3 separate regions of the Homo sapiens genome follow, and regions 1 and 2 are each linked to region 3. A link is a contact called in ENCODE Hi-C data. All regions are on one chromosome and are shown on one strand. Each heading gives the region's core, a stretch centred on a gene start or an enhancer-like site at or near the end of the contact. The rest is flanking DNA. Distances are from core to core; before and after follow the strand shown. Region 1 overlaps CDK14 (cyclin dependent kinase 14). Region 2 holds the start of STEAP2-AS1 (STEAP2 antisense RNA 1). Region 3 holds the start of DBF4 (DBF4-CDC7 kinase regulatory subunit).

What was found. Hi-C counts contacts between places; a loop is a spot of excess contacts on that map. Pooled maps may share reads with other maps.
Region 1: a map with no recorded cell type shows a loop between it and region 3 (4-fold over the local background). The contact joins the enhancer-like site here to the promoter of DBF4 in region 3. A Hi-C loop is called at or near these places in 2 of 37 single-sample maps with no recorded cell type and 2 of 50 pooled maps.
Region 2: a pooled map shows a loop between it and region 3 (3-fold over the local background). The contact joins the promoter of STEAP2-AS1 here to the promoter of DBF4 in region 3. A Hi-C loop is called at or near these places in 4 of 50 pooled maps.

Annotation. Positions count from the first base shown.
Region 1 is chr7:90,774,783-90,779,408 of GRCh38, reverse strand. The region is part of intron 4 of CDK14 (cyclin dependent kinase 14); the gene reads right to left. Among named protein-coding and RNA genes, the nearest start is that of CDK14, 180 kb to the right of the region's middle. RefSeq lists an enhancer at 2,238-2,297. Within about 2 kb of position 1,733, at least 4 of the 41 ENCODE cell types and tissues checked have a DNase peak (open chromatin) inside an H3K27ac peak, as active enhancers do.
Region 2 is chr7:90,209,162-90,213,864 of GRCh38, reverse strand. It overlaps STEAP2-AS1 (STEAP2 antisense RNA 1), which reads left to right and starts at 2,230. Exons shown (of 3, transcript NR_110029.2): 1 at 2,230-2,565; 2 at 3,927-4,014. It overlaps STEAP2 (STEAP2 metalloreductase), which reads right to left and starts at 2,125. Exons shown (of 6, transcript NM_001244944.2): 1 at 1,820-2,125. RefSeq lists a silencer at 1,963-2,022.
Region 3 is chr7:87,874,578-87,879,035 of GRCh38, reverse strand. DBF4 (DBF4-CDC7 kinase regulatory subunit) reads right to left here and starts at 2,543. Exons shown (of 12, transcript NM_006716.4): 1 at 2,258-2,543; 2 at 811-983. The coding sequence starts at 2,303. It overlaps SLC25A40 (solute carrier family 25 member 40), which reads left to right and starts at 2,676. Exons shown (of 12, transcript NM_018843.4): 1 at 2,676-2,940. RefSeq lists enhancers at 2,264-2,383, 2,571-3,080 and silencers at 2,444-2,703, 2,834-3,283.

The DNA of each region.
Region 1 (4,626 bases), core at 484-2,983, 2.9 Mb before region 3:
TGGTGGCACGTGCCTGTAGTCCCAGCTACTTAGGATGCTGAGGTCGGGGAACCACTAGAGCCCAAGAGTTCAAGGTTATAGCAAGCTATGATTGTACCACGCACTTCAGCCTAGGCAACACAGCATGCACATCTTTTTATATTTTTTTCTTTTTTTGAGACGGAGTCTCACCCTGTTGCCCAGGCTGGAGTACAATGGCGCAATCTCGGCTCACTGCAACCTCTGCCTCCTGGGTTCAAGCAATTCTCCTGCCTCAGCCTCCCGAGTAACTGAGATTACAGGTATGCACCACCACGCCCAGCTAATTTTTTGTATCTGTAGTAGAGACGGGGTTTCACCATGTTGGCCAGGCTGGTCTCGAACACCTGAACTCACTATGATCCACCCCTCGGCCTACCAAAGTGCTGGGATTACAGACGTGAGCCACCGTGTCCAGTTGCCCATGTCTTAAAAAAGAGAAAAGAAGAGAGAAAGAAAAGAAAGAGAGAAAAGAGAGAGGAGAGAGAAAAGAAGGAAGGAAGGAAGGAAGGAAGGAAGGAAGGAAGGAAGGAAGGAAGGAAGGTCGGTCAATTTTTACATTCCACAGGAAAGGATTAAGCTGAAAAAAGGAAGATAAAAGAATAAACCAAGAACATTCCAGGCAGATGGAACAACCTGCACAAAAGCTCAGAGGGTGAGAATGTGATGTGTTAAACAAAAATAAAGAAGAGAAGGAGGAAGGGAAAGAAAAAATGGGGGAAGAAGGATAGAGCTAGTGAGGTGTGGGTGGAAGAGCTAGAGAGGACAGGAGCCAGATCACGAAGGGCCTTCTGGGCTGCATAAAGGACTGATACAAAAAACACTGAAAGATCTTAAGAAGGGTAACAGCATGATTAACTTCTGTGTCTGCAGCTCACTCGCTATGGTGTGGAGAATTCCTGCAGGAGCACACAGTGGGAGCCGGAAGGGCAGTCAGAAAGCTGTTGTGGGGCTCTGGGTGAAACTTGGTGGCTATTCTCACCAGGGTACTGGTAAGAGCAATGGGAAAAAAGGAAAATGGTATTTTGAAGACAGAACAAACAGGCTGTTAGGATAAACTGAATTGGGATACGGAAATTATAAAGGATGACTCCATTACTTCCTGATTTTAGCATCTAAGTGGATGTAGGTATCATTTACTGAAATGAGTGAAATTAAAGGATGAAAGATTTAGACAAAATGTATCAAGAGTTCTGTTTGGGAAAAAGATCTTAGTCTGGGAACATCCAACTGGAGACATAAAGGAAGCATTGGTATTTATGAGTCTGGATCTCAGTAGAAAAATCTAGGCCAGACATATAAATTTATGAGTTACTTGGGGGACTGCAAGAGACAGCCAGTTTTCTGTTAAAGCAGAAGTAAACACTCAGAGAAGAGGTAGAAAATATGTAGGAATTTCCTGATCAGAGAATGATGTTCTATATCTAGAACACATGGAAAGAGCCTAAAGGATGGAGGAAAGGGACAGTGTGGGGCACACATTAAGAAACATGATACTTGCAAATGGTTAAAAACAAAAGGGAAGAAGAAATATGAGGGTGCAGTCTGAGGCATAGTGGATGATCAGGGAGTTTTTTTACTTTGGATAGTGCCTGGGATATGACACAGTGATGTGAGGCACAGAGGATTCCATCCTGGCAGTCTCTTGGAAGCAGTGGAATAGAGGCTACTGTTTTGGCTGCTGCTCGGCACAGCTGCCCCTATGTGCACTAGGCAAAGCATGGAGAGGGATGGGCCGAGCTTTTGCAGCTGCACAGATGACAAGGTACAGGTCCTCAACCTTGGCTACATATCAGAATCACCAGAGGAGATTTGAAACAACAATGCCTAGCTCTGCCCCTGATTTAACTGGTGTGGGGTAAAGTCCTAGCATCTGTATTTGTAAAAACACCCGCAGTGATTCTAACGTGCAACCAGGACTGAAAATCATTGTGTTAAACCTTCAGGTTCCAACACCAGCTTCTCACTGCCTCTCTTCCTTTGCCTGGTCTCTCCAAAACTGAAGTCGCCTTTTTACTATAAACATTCAAAAGTTTTTCAACTATTTTGAGTGTCCTCATAGTTGAAAGCTCAGTGGTAAACAAATGAGCCAAGTCCTTACCACGTAAAAGAGATACTGAAACAGCACCTTACTGGAAAACTTACTACTCTCAGGTATAGCTGAACAGCCTGTTTTAGATCCACCACCAGCAACAGCACATCATCCAACTGCCTATGATCCTCTTATCTACCAGAACATAACTGGGAACATTTAGCAACATTTTTAAAATAAGCAGATATATAATAGCTACAGTGTTCTGCAAGTCTACTAGCTTAAAAATCTGATCCAAACAAGGAATTAAGGTTATTTAAGTATGACTTTTTTTTTTTTTTTAACTAACTTCGTGTCACTATTTTGCTTTCTAATTGTTGAGAAACCATCGGAACAGTATTTTCATTAGAGAAGGGGGAACAAGAAGAGCGTGCAAGGGGAATGTCACACCATTTCCTTCGGTTCTGGTTCATAGATTTATCGTCTTCTGTAAAGGTTTGGACATCTCAAGACTGCTAATGCCTCTCCAATTTTTCATAGATCCTCAAAGATCACGGACAGTGATGAAACAGTTTCAACTCCAAATTTCTTTAAAATTCTGTGCAACAGTCATCTCAAGTCTTCAATCAGAACTCCAAAGAGAACCAAAGTACTATCAAATGTCCTAAGACATTTGTTAATTTAATTCACATCTACATTTGTTCTGCACTTTCATGCCTGAAACTAACTCTCCCTGGAAACAATGATATCAGGAGGTGAGTGCTTGCACTTCTTCTGTGACCTTTCTATCCCCATGACCCCTGTGTGTGTGAACTTTAAAGCCGAGCTCACACTCGGTTTCTAATTCTTCCACTTCTCTCATTGAGATGACTTGTGCTTATCTGCTTTGATGTTTGATTGTTCGGTTTTGAGAGACTTTAATCATCCATTTTAATACATTAACCTTCTGGAGTTTTAGGGCTATGGGTTGTATACTTCTCAGGACTTTGAAGAGAAATACTTCCTAGATGCAAGGAATTGTTCCAGGTGGAGCAAGAAATAACATGCATACAGCCCTTGAGGAGATTACCAGCTAACAGAGAAGACAGGAAAGTACCAAGCAACCAAAATGAATGATGAAAGAAGGAAAAATTCTAAACAAAAGTAAGGCAAAGTTATCAAGGACCAGGAATGGAAGAACTCCAAACACATCAAAAGAAGGCAAAGCACAGGAAAAATCTCCAAGTCATCCACAGAGGTAAAAAGTAGTTGTTTACACATACTCTTGAAATTACTAGAGAAGGGCCGTGTTTGATGAGATGGGATAGTTTCATAAAAAATAAGTAAATGTAGATCCTTATGAGTTTTTCAGATTGATTTTTCACACATACTGAGATTTGAAACCTACTATGTTAATTAGTTCTCTATGAGTTTTTATACATAAACATAATACCCACATGTACCATATAATGCCACATGTACCATATAATACCCACATACACTGAAAACTATGAAGAAAGGAATTCTGTGAAGGCAAACAAACACCAAATAACAAAAACTAAGAAGGAAGAAAAGGGGAAGGAGGAAGCCAGGTAGGAGAAGGGTGGGGGGGAGAAAGAGGAGGAGGAAGAGGAGAAGGAGAAGAGGAGGAGAGGAGAGGAGGAGGAGAAGGAAAAGGAGAGGAGGAGGAGAAGGAAAATGAGAAGAGGAGGAGGAGAAAGGGGGAGGGGAAGGGGGAGGGGAAGGGGGAGGGGGAGGAGGAGGTATTTTCGTTTTTCTCTGGTCCTACTTTCAAGCACACTTGTCTGGAGAAACACATTACTGAGGTCTTTGAAAAACCTGTATTTCACATTTCTAGAGAAATCAAATTTTCTCATTCTGAGGTCAAGTTGCCATTTCAAATAGATTTTTATCTGTAGTAGCTTTTTTTTCCCACAGAAACTGTTTTAGAAAAGCAGAAAAGAAATGGATATACTTCTTGATATTATCACTTTTCCTCAATCTTTGATTACTTATTAAACTCTTGCTAATTCTTACATACTACATATCATACTGTATCTAAAAATCAAAGTCAAACCCATTCATTCCTAATCTTCTGTTTTAAAAGCCATATACAGCATCGCGATGAGAATGAATCATTGCATGAGCTAGGATTAAAGAAAAGCAGATAAATCAGATGCTCAACTTTACAGCATTTCAAGCCTCTTGGTCCAAAGATGTGTTTAAAGCATTCTGTTTCTGTTTCTTGAGCAGAGTCATAAATGCCCCCTCTTTCTCTAACAGAGGCATACACACCCAGGATCACACAAGAAAAGTCAAGTTTCCACTCTCATGAAAAAAGCATCTCCAAAGCAGTGAAATGAGATGCACCAAAAAAATCACATCACTGATTCACCACCATGAGGCTCTGAGGAGTCCCCAAGTACTACTCATTGCCAAATAGTATTAACTAGAGATTTTGCATGTCGCATTCAAAAATAGTCATATGAAATTAAGTGAAGCTTAGAACAGCAGGAGAAACAATTAAAACAGCCCTCGAGGGTCATTAAGGCAGGGGTATTCAGAGTTCAGACTCTTCTCCACCCATTCTAATAGAG
Region 2 (4,703 bases), core at 981-3,480, 2.3 Mb before region 3:
GTACCTTGGGAGCTTTCCATATACTGTTCCATCTCTATAGCAGAATAATTCACTCAGCCCTTGTTAAATTTATTTTGTAATATTTTATATAATTGTTTCTTTACTGTTTACTATTTCCCCCATTGGACAATAAACTGCACGAGGGAAGAACCATGTTTGTCTTGTCCGTGATCACTGCCTCCACATTGGCTGGCAGTGTAACTAAGGATGCAATAAAAATTCTTTGTTATGGAATACATCAAAAAAATTCAGGACAAAAAGACATGTAATAATTCTCTAGATCAGATTTCTCTTTTTGCTGAAAACACATGTGGGCCCTTAAGGGGTAGGTGATTTATCAATGTTATTGTTATGTTAATGTCTCAGTTACCTCAATGTCCTGGTTTCTGGCCCAGCAGGGATAAATACATCTCCTGATGTCCTATGTCCTTTATCACGCCTGCAGTCTTACTCTTTCACATTTTTGGTGTATCTTCTTTCTCACTTTTCTAACTCATTTACAATCCTTTCTTTAAAAATTTGTCTTCACCTGTCCTGTTTTTTCAGTACTAAAATACAACTATGTTCATTCACCACATTTTCCATAGCACCAGTACAATAAAAAGTGACTTGGATAAAGCTTTTCATTTCCTTACTGCACAATTTGCTCAAGTTGTCATTCTCAATATTGTCTCATTTCCCCATACCCTGACAGAGTGACTAGCTAAGAGGCAGAGAGTGCAGCCATCCCAATGGCAGCACACATAGTTACTCTTTATGTTTCTAAACATCCTGCAAATTATTTAGGACGGGTGTTTTGTTTTGTTTTGTTTTGCTTTTCCATTAAATAGCCTCTAAGCTTTGAAGCAACCAAGAGAGAATCGGAGTAAAAAAATTATAGGGTTAAAGAAAGAAAAAATAAACAGATCAATAAAATGAAGAAATAATAAAGTGGAGAAAAGGAAGGATGGGGAGGTGGTTTAGAAAACAAAAAGGGTTCCAAGCAGCGGGGCTGTTAAAAGGACCAGAATCTAAGTCAGGAGGTTGGGGGTGGGGGTGGGGGTGGGGCAGGAGTCTGAATTCTTTTTCTCCTATACTGATGAGCGATAATTAACTATGGCCTGGACTGTCTTTCCATCTAAAAAACTAACTGCCCGAGGAGTAAAAACTGACACCAATCCTTCTCCACGGGGTGGGAGAGATAATAAATGGAAATCTTCCAACAAAAATGCTCTTTATCTCTCTGCTCTATTTTAAGAGCAAGATTTTTAGGGCATAATTTTCAACAAGTTTTGGCTGAGGCTGAACACAGGGTTCAAAGATAATTTAGGACAGTCAAAGAAGAGGCCAATTACTTTCTAACAGAAATGGCCTAAACACCACGATTACATTACTGGGAAATAAACCAAATGACTGCTAGAAATACCTGTTCGCAAAGCAGCACTGCATGATCTTCCATGAAATGCCCTGCATCAACCCAAAGTAGCAGGGAGACTATCAAGGGGGCGAAAGTAACCTGCCTGTCCTTTCCTGCTGGGACACATCCTACCTGGGACAATGTCTCCTTGCCTTCTTTCTCCTGGGCCCAACCTCAGGACTTGCCCTTAGCTCTAGGAACCAAGAGGAGGAGGAGGGGGAATCAGTGGAACAGACACCCTTCTCCACCCTTCTCACTTTCCACCTTAAGGTGCCAGGAGATGAGGGACCCCGCAGCTCAGGGCGGACGCCCGGTGAGGGCGCAGAATCGGGGAGGATGGATGCAGCGCGTGGCGCAGACTGCATCTTGACCCTCAACTCCGCCGCCGCTACCTTCTTTCGCGCTCCTCCCCGACCCGCTCACCTCCGCGCCCCCCGCGCCCTCCACGCCGGGCAGGGGCGAGCCTTGCAGCTCCCCGGGAGCGGCGCCGACTCCCCAAGGGCCCACCCGGGGGCCAGGGCCTACGGACTGCACCTCCGACTGGCGGTTGCAGGGTGGCTGCCGCGGCGGTCGCACTCCAGCTGCTTCCCCGCCTACCCAAGCTGGATCGCGAACAGCCAGGGGAGAAGGAAGGAGGGAGGCGCGCGGAGGCCGGCTTGGCAGCGACGCGCCGCTAGGGGCTGCGTGCCCGGACAGCTCGTGGCGCCGAGGGCCCGAGGAACGCTGACTGGAGTCGGGAAGAGCCGTGGAGCGCGGGGAGGAGTCGGGGAGCTCGGAGGGGGCGGGGGTGTGTGAAGGGAGCCGGGCTGTGTGGAGGGAGCTGGGAAGGGCCCAGAGCACCGAGGGGGAGCCAGCAGTGAGTGCACTGGGGAGCTCCACACACGCGGCTCCGCAGCTTTGCGCGCCCTTCTACCGCGAGCGGCTGAGTATCCGCCTGGCTCCCCTGCGGGGTTCCTCCGTGGTCTTCCGGAGATTCTTTCTGAAGCAGCTTTAGAATAGTCAAGCCTATTTTTCTACTCCATTTCTTTTTGTAATGTGGGGTCACCTTTCCGCTCTAGAAATTGCTTTTCTTACGCGATTCCCACCCCAACTCTCGCCAAGGGCCCTGGTTCTCATCTCCCCAGTCTTAGCTTCTGACAAGCCTCCAAGAAACTGCGCTTTTTTCTTTTGTAAGTGTTCTTTTGCCTCATGTTTACCCTATCCCAAACGTCTTTTGACTAGACTGTGTCCTTGGAATAAAATGTTCGGAAATGCCCTTTCATGAAAACTCCCTCGGATAGGAGGACCCTCACAGACCCTGGACTGCAGAGATTATTCTGTTGACTTTGACCTTCACTCTAGCTGGTGCCGCGCGAGCTTTGGTGTGGGGGAAAGGAAGGTTAGGCCGTGAGTCAGGAGACCTGTGTTCCTGCGAAAGCCATTTACCTTCTGGGGCCGCAATGGCTTTGAATGTTTCAGGGGATCCCCTGAGAGCACCTTTGGCTCTGGGTTTCTGTAAATTTTCTCCCTGCGGATTACCAAGTAAAAGTACCTTTTATCTTTTGTGTAGAAGGTGTCAGTAGAAGAAGCAAGAGATCTTTATTCCCAAATATAAAATCAACTTACCAAAAATTCTCAAATTTGGGGAAATTTTTTTCATACATTAGTAAAGTACCATTTCAACAAATTAAGTTTAAAAATTATCCCTCTAGGTGGTTTATTAACCAGACCAAAAAAACCCAACAACAACAACAACGAGAGGGGGGTCTTAGATCGATCACTGGGGCACTGCACTTTCCCCTTTGTAGTCCATACACAGATTAACCTTTGTAAATGCTGCTTTGGAAATACATCCTTTGTTTGACTTGAAATGTAACCCCTCCCCTACCGCCAAATATTATTAAGGTTTAAAGTTTAGGCAGAAGCTAAGGTTTTAACGATGTGTCAGGGTGTGGAACCATCGACAGCTGGTAGAATACTTTCCATTTTGGTTACTGGAAACAAGTCATTAAATCTAATATCAATTTTAATAATTTCACTTCAACAAAACTGTCAAATAATGAGATTCGTGGAGTTTTTTCTAGTAGTTCCTCTGGAGAACTTGTGGAGAAAATTCATGAATCTTAGCAGTTAACGGAAAGTATATTGCTTTTCCATATATTTTAAAAAACTATAGAATTATATAACTTCCCCACGGGGATATTAAAAGAAATTGCACTTTCTAACTTCTATAACCATAAATTATCATGTAAAACATGTAGGTAAGCCATATATTTTAAATATGTTTAAAAGCTCTCTTAACATGGGCTTTGACTATTGAGAAAATAGATAAAGTAATGTGAAATCCCTTTTCCTAAATGAGAATCAGTGAGTCAACAATTTGCAGCTTCCAAAAGGGATATCTCTTTTTCATGCTTGAACTATTAAAATAAACAAATATCTTTGATGGGAAATCTAATGTTACCAAATGTGTTCCAGAAGACTGTTGGTGTTAATGCAAAGCATGATTCCTTTAACTTCCATGGTAACTAATTTTATCATTGTTTTTCAGCTGGAGATGCAGAGTATGAAAATGATTTTGCAAGACTTTTCCAGGTCATGAGGTGCTCTCTGAGAAATCTCTTCTGTTCCCTAAAGTAGTAAGTGACTCAACTGAAGCGAAGCAATAATTATTAAATGGATCTCTAGTGGCCTAGGGGCATTAACACATTTTTTTCCTTTGAAGTTATTATACAATTAAATAACTTTAGAGTGGTAGTTCCCAAAATGTGTGACTTTAGGCACTAGTTTGCCTAAATGCTGCTCTAGCAAGTCATTCACTTCAAAAATATTGAGCCACTTCTATATGCCCTGGCTGGCACTCTAGGAACAGTGGTGAAGAAGACAGATATATTTACCTGTCCTGATAGAAGTTACAGTTTGGTGAAAACGATAAATTAGTAACAAGTGCAAATAAGATTTATGCAGATTTATTTACACAAAATAAATGTAAGTCGTGATGTAAATAGTAGATTTTGAGATAAACAATAAGAGAAATCTCTTCATTTTAGAGATCCACAATGTATGTTAATAAATTAAAGGCTCTGAAAATTCCTATGGTAAAAACATTTTACCTAACCTATTCCCCAAACCCCCAAATTTGTTTTGAACAAATTTGTTTGTAAGCAGTGCTTATAATAAAATAGAATAATTTTTGTGAAATGCTGCTTTGTTTTAAAACCAAAGAATTCAATAAACATGAAATTCTGTTAACATCACCTTACATTTATTTGTCAATGTACATTAATATACATCAATAGATTTATACATGTAAATATAATCTGAAGTA
Region 3 (4,458 bases), core at 1,294-3,793:
GAGAGGAGGAGGTTGCAGTGAGCTGAGATCGCACCACTGCACTCCAACCTAGGCCATATAGAATGAGACTCCGTCTCAAAATAAAAATAAAAATAAATTGAAAAGTTACTAGTCTGGGAATGAAAGGATCAGTTTAGACATTCAAAGACGCAGACCTTCAGAAAGTCAAAGTCCAGCATGAACCTTTTAAACAGAAAAAAATCTTAATTACCTCATTTGCCAAAATTCAGCCAATATCAACCTTAATCCTATTAAGGTCCTAGAATTTTGCCTGAGTTTTCTAATTTCCCAATCATCTAATCAGTGTATAAGGTAGGAAAGAAGGTATTCCAGATTCTTAATGCAAATTTCTTTTCCTTTAATAACATTCATTCTGTTGAAACAACATCTGTATCACTCAGGAACAATTTTAACTGTGGTTTGCATGGCTGTTCTGTAGTAACATTCTTAACTGTTACACTAGTCCAGACAAACTTATGTAGCTCCCCAAGATTCATAATCAAGAAATTGCTGTTATCTGGAGGACATTCCAACATTACAGTAAGCAGTCAATGAGCAGTTCCACTAGGACAGGGGAGTCTTACACTCTAAGAACTTTACACTAGACTGCTAATCAGAGAAACCTGAAAGGTCTGTCAGTCCACAAAAGGTTAAAACAAATGGTTTTTTGTTAACGATAAACAGCTGATAAAAATGTTAAGCTTGGTGCTAATAGAAGCGTTTTCCAAAATGAAAAATTTAAATGATTACACAGTAGAAAGTACTAGTTACAAATTTTTCCTTCTATGCCAGTGTACGGTTTTCACTTACCCCTCCCAGATCCTTAATGTCCTTTTGAAGTTTTTCAGATATGGTGACAGAAGGTAAGTCAAGGTAAAATACTTTTCCCCAAAGTGGCTTACATTTGGATTTTTCTGGCCTGTTATCAGTTTTCAGAGATTTCAGAGATGGTCTGTTTTTTTCATTTTTGACTTGGATTCCACCTATTAAAGATGTTTAGAATCAGATGTTTTACACAGACACTTTTACTATTTTTAAAATATTTCATTATACAATATTACAGAATAAAAATCCTTACAACCCTACCAGTTTAAGTTATTAGCATTGAAATGTATTTCTTTGTAGTACTACTTAGGATAGAGGCAAAATGCCCTATATACTTTCACAGACCGCATATTGTAAAATAATAGTTGACTCAGCAAGAAATATTCGTGTGTTTATTCCTGAGGCACGGAACTATATAAAACTCTTTTGAAAGATTTTCTTTTTTTAGGATGTAAACTCCATGGGGATATTTAATACTCAACTATTTATTGAGCATCTGCCATTCTGCTGAACATTCAAAACTGGTGTTTAAACTTCATTTAGCGATGAAAGAATCCTCTGTTACGCAGAATAACCTAGTCCTCAAGGGTTTCAGACTGCTCAAGTTTTAGTTTCATATAAAGTTTGTCTGCATATTAACAACTAAACGGTCCATTTCACATACAATTTGTCTACGTATTAAGAACTTAACGGTCCATTACGAAGAACTAAACCTTTCATTATTTTCATTAGAAACAGATCTGAGATCCAAGCAACTGCTTTAAAAATTAATTTTTCAAACGCAATCTGTTCTTAAATTGGTAGTTACTACACACACACAAACACCTGTACAAAAAACTTAGGTGCTGGAATGTTTCACCAAATAAAGTGACTGAAAATGGAAATTTGCTTTTGTTTCCCTGTTTGTAATGTTGAAACCAGCAATGGGGTGTTTGAAATACAATGCTTTCCCCCAACTTATGAGGAAAGGAAAATAAACTTTCAAGGGTAAGACCAAAAATCCACCCACAATCACTCAATCTAATCCTGAAGCGAAAAGCCACGAGCGCGTCTGACTTTAAATTGAGGATGCAGTCCGTCGCCTCCAAGGGCCCGGGCGGAGGCTTAGCATATGCGAGAGCCCGGGAGCAGACAGCGCCGCAGTCCCGGCGAGGTCCCGGATCTGCACATTGTTTGCTAGTTTTCAACCGAAGGCACGACCGGGAATCAATCTGGGACCGCCGCTGTAAACGGCAGAGCGCTCGAGGGGCCGGGTCAGGATCCGTTCCTTCTTAGGCAAAACACTGAACGGGGGCTCCTTCCTTCAGACCCCAGAGGCCGGTCAGAAGAAAAGAAGCTGAGGACCCGGCGGGAGAAGTCTGAAGAATCAATGGTGGAACCACGAGGGGAGGAAAGGATTAAAGGGACTGCAGGCGGAGGAGGGGCTTCTTACCCTGGAAATGTCCTTTACTGTGGATCCTCATGGCTCCGGAGTTCATGGCAGTCGCCCGGCACCTACATGCTGGGTCCGGAGAAAGTGTCGCACCGGGCAGCCGCGAAAGCACGGCTTCCCCCGGCCTGTTGACAGGACGGCCGCCTCTCTCCTTCCGCCAGCTACGGCCTCTACGCAGTAGAGGTACCGCGTCTGCAGGTCGGGTTTCCGGGGCCGGATCCGGCTCCAAGGCGCGGAGGAGGAAGGCGCAAAGCACAAACGAGTGGGCTGCGGCGGTTGAAGATTTGAAAACGCGTCACGCGGCCGCGGCGCCGATACGCGCGCCCCGCCCCGTCTCACGCCACGCGCCGTGCCCCGCCTCGCGCTCGCCCCTCGTGCCTGCCTTCTCGCGCTGCGCGCCCCGCCCCCTCACGCCGCCGTCCTTCTCGCGCCTCGCTCTGGCCCTGCAGGTTGTGTTTCCGCCTCTACCCCGCCTCCATTCCGTTGCTCTCTCAGTCTCAGACCCGGGCTCTCGGTCCGCCGCTTCAGGTCTTGGCGCAGCCTCAGAGAGTTGGCGCGGCTCTGTGTTGACCAAACCTAGTGGATGCAGTTAGCGCCGGAGCCCGGCCCCGCCCGTCACCAGGGTTATTCCCGCCTTCTAGGTTTGCCAGGACTGCCGGCCCTGCAGCTGCCTTCTGCCCCAGGTATGCTAATTTTCCACTGGTCGGACGTCTGGGAAGCTGAAGGCGAGGGGCTTTGGCTGAGTCCGGACTCAGCTCTGGCCGGGCCCGGGGCCGGGGCCGGAACCGGAGCCGGACAGCGGCGGCAGCCGCAGCCCCTGCTCAGCGCGCCCTGGGTCGCACAGCAAGCGGGGTTTTCCCGCGGTCACTGCCGACCCCACCGGCTGAGGACAGCTGCAGAGGGACGTGCGGGAGTGAGGGCGGCCCCGGGGGGCGTCTGAGGGAGGGTCTGGCCAGGCGGCCCCGGCCTTGACGGCAGCGCCACCGCAGAACGCCTCCAGGTCACTTTGTGTCCTTGGGTAGTTGGCTATTTGCGCTGTCCTGTTGACTTTTATTGTATTCAGACCTGTTTTCTTTTAGTTGAGTGTAAGTTTATTTCAACAATGAAGGAGTGGAAAGTAACATCTCATTTTTTTTTCCTGTAAAACAGAGATTAAAGATCAAATTAAAATGCTTGTGAATATATTTTAATTTTATAAGTTGGAACATGCCTCTCCAAAAAAAAAAAAAAATCTGTTTCTTCAGGAGGAAGAGGATATTTTGAACTATTTTGCATTCCTCTACTCCAGGCCATAATAGGCACTCCTGTAGTGGTTGATTTTTTTACCTGGTAGCTCAAGGAAGTCAGAGTATCAGCGTTACGGTTTTGCAGGTAGGTACCTTAAAGAATAGACAAGGGTGGGTTGTGACAAGATTAGCTGGAGAACGCAGAGAACAGGTTTGCTAAGGGAAATGAGAGTTTGGTTTTAGACAGGTTTATGTTGAAGGGCCTGGGGCGACAGTCATGGAACTATGCTTATTAGACAGTTAAAGATGTTTATGACTCGAGAGAAATGTCTAGCAGAAGTGGACATGGGAAGAGGAAATAGAGATTGATTTGATATCTCTCCAATAAAATATTTCTGCATCAAGGTCTATTGATGTCAATCATGGGGCAATTCATTAGAGGTTAACAGATCTTGAGTGGTGGAAGGAAGTGTAGTTTGAACAAACATATTCAATATTGTAATTTCTATGGGAAAAAACTTATTTTCAAAATATAAGCTACAGAGAGCACAAAATGTTTATATTTACAGAAAGATTTAAAAAGTTGGGAAGCACTAATATAGAATGTAGTTAAAGCTTTGGGAGGAAATGAAATTGCCAAGGAGAGCATGTGAAATAAGAGAATTGATTATAAGCGTCGTTGATGAAATAGTGAAAGAGATGGAGAAAATGCCACAGAATTGGGAAGAGACTGCAAACATTGGAATCATATGGGCTTCACTAACTACTTGGCCTCTGGGTAATTTTGAGCCCCAATTTTAATCTATTAAAAGGGGGTAGTACTTCTCAGGGATGTTGTGAAGATTAAATGAACATTTTTGAATGCTTAGTACAGTGCCTGGCACAGAGTAGAGCTCCTTAAGAGCTCCATAATTACTATCATTCTAGTGAACACTGCACCAGTTCCTTCATCCCCAGGACAGATAAGGTTAAGAC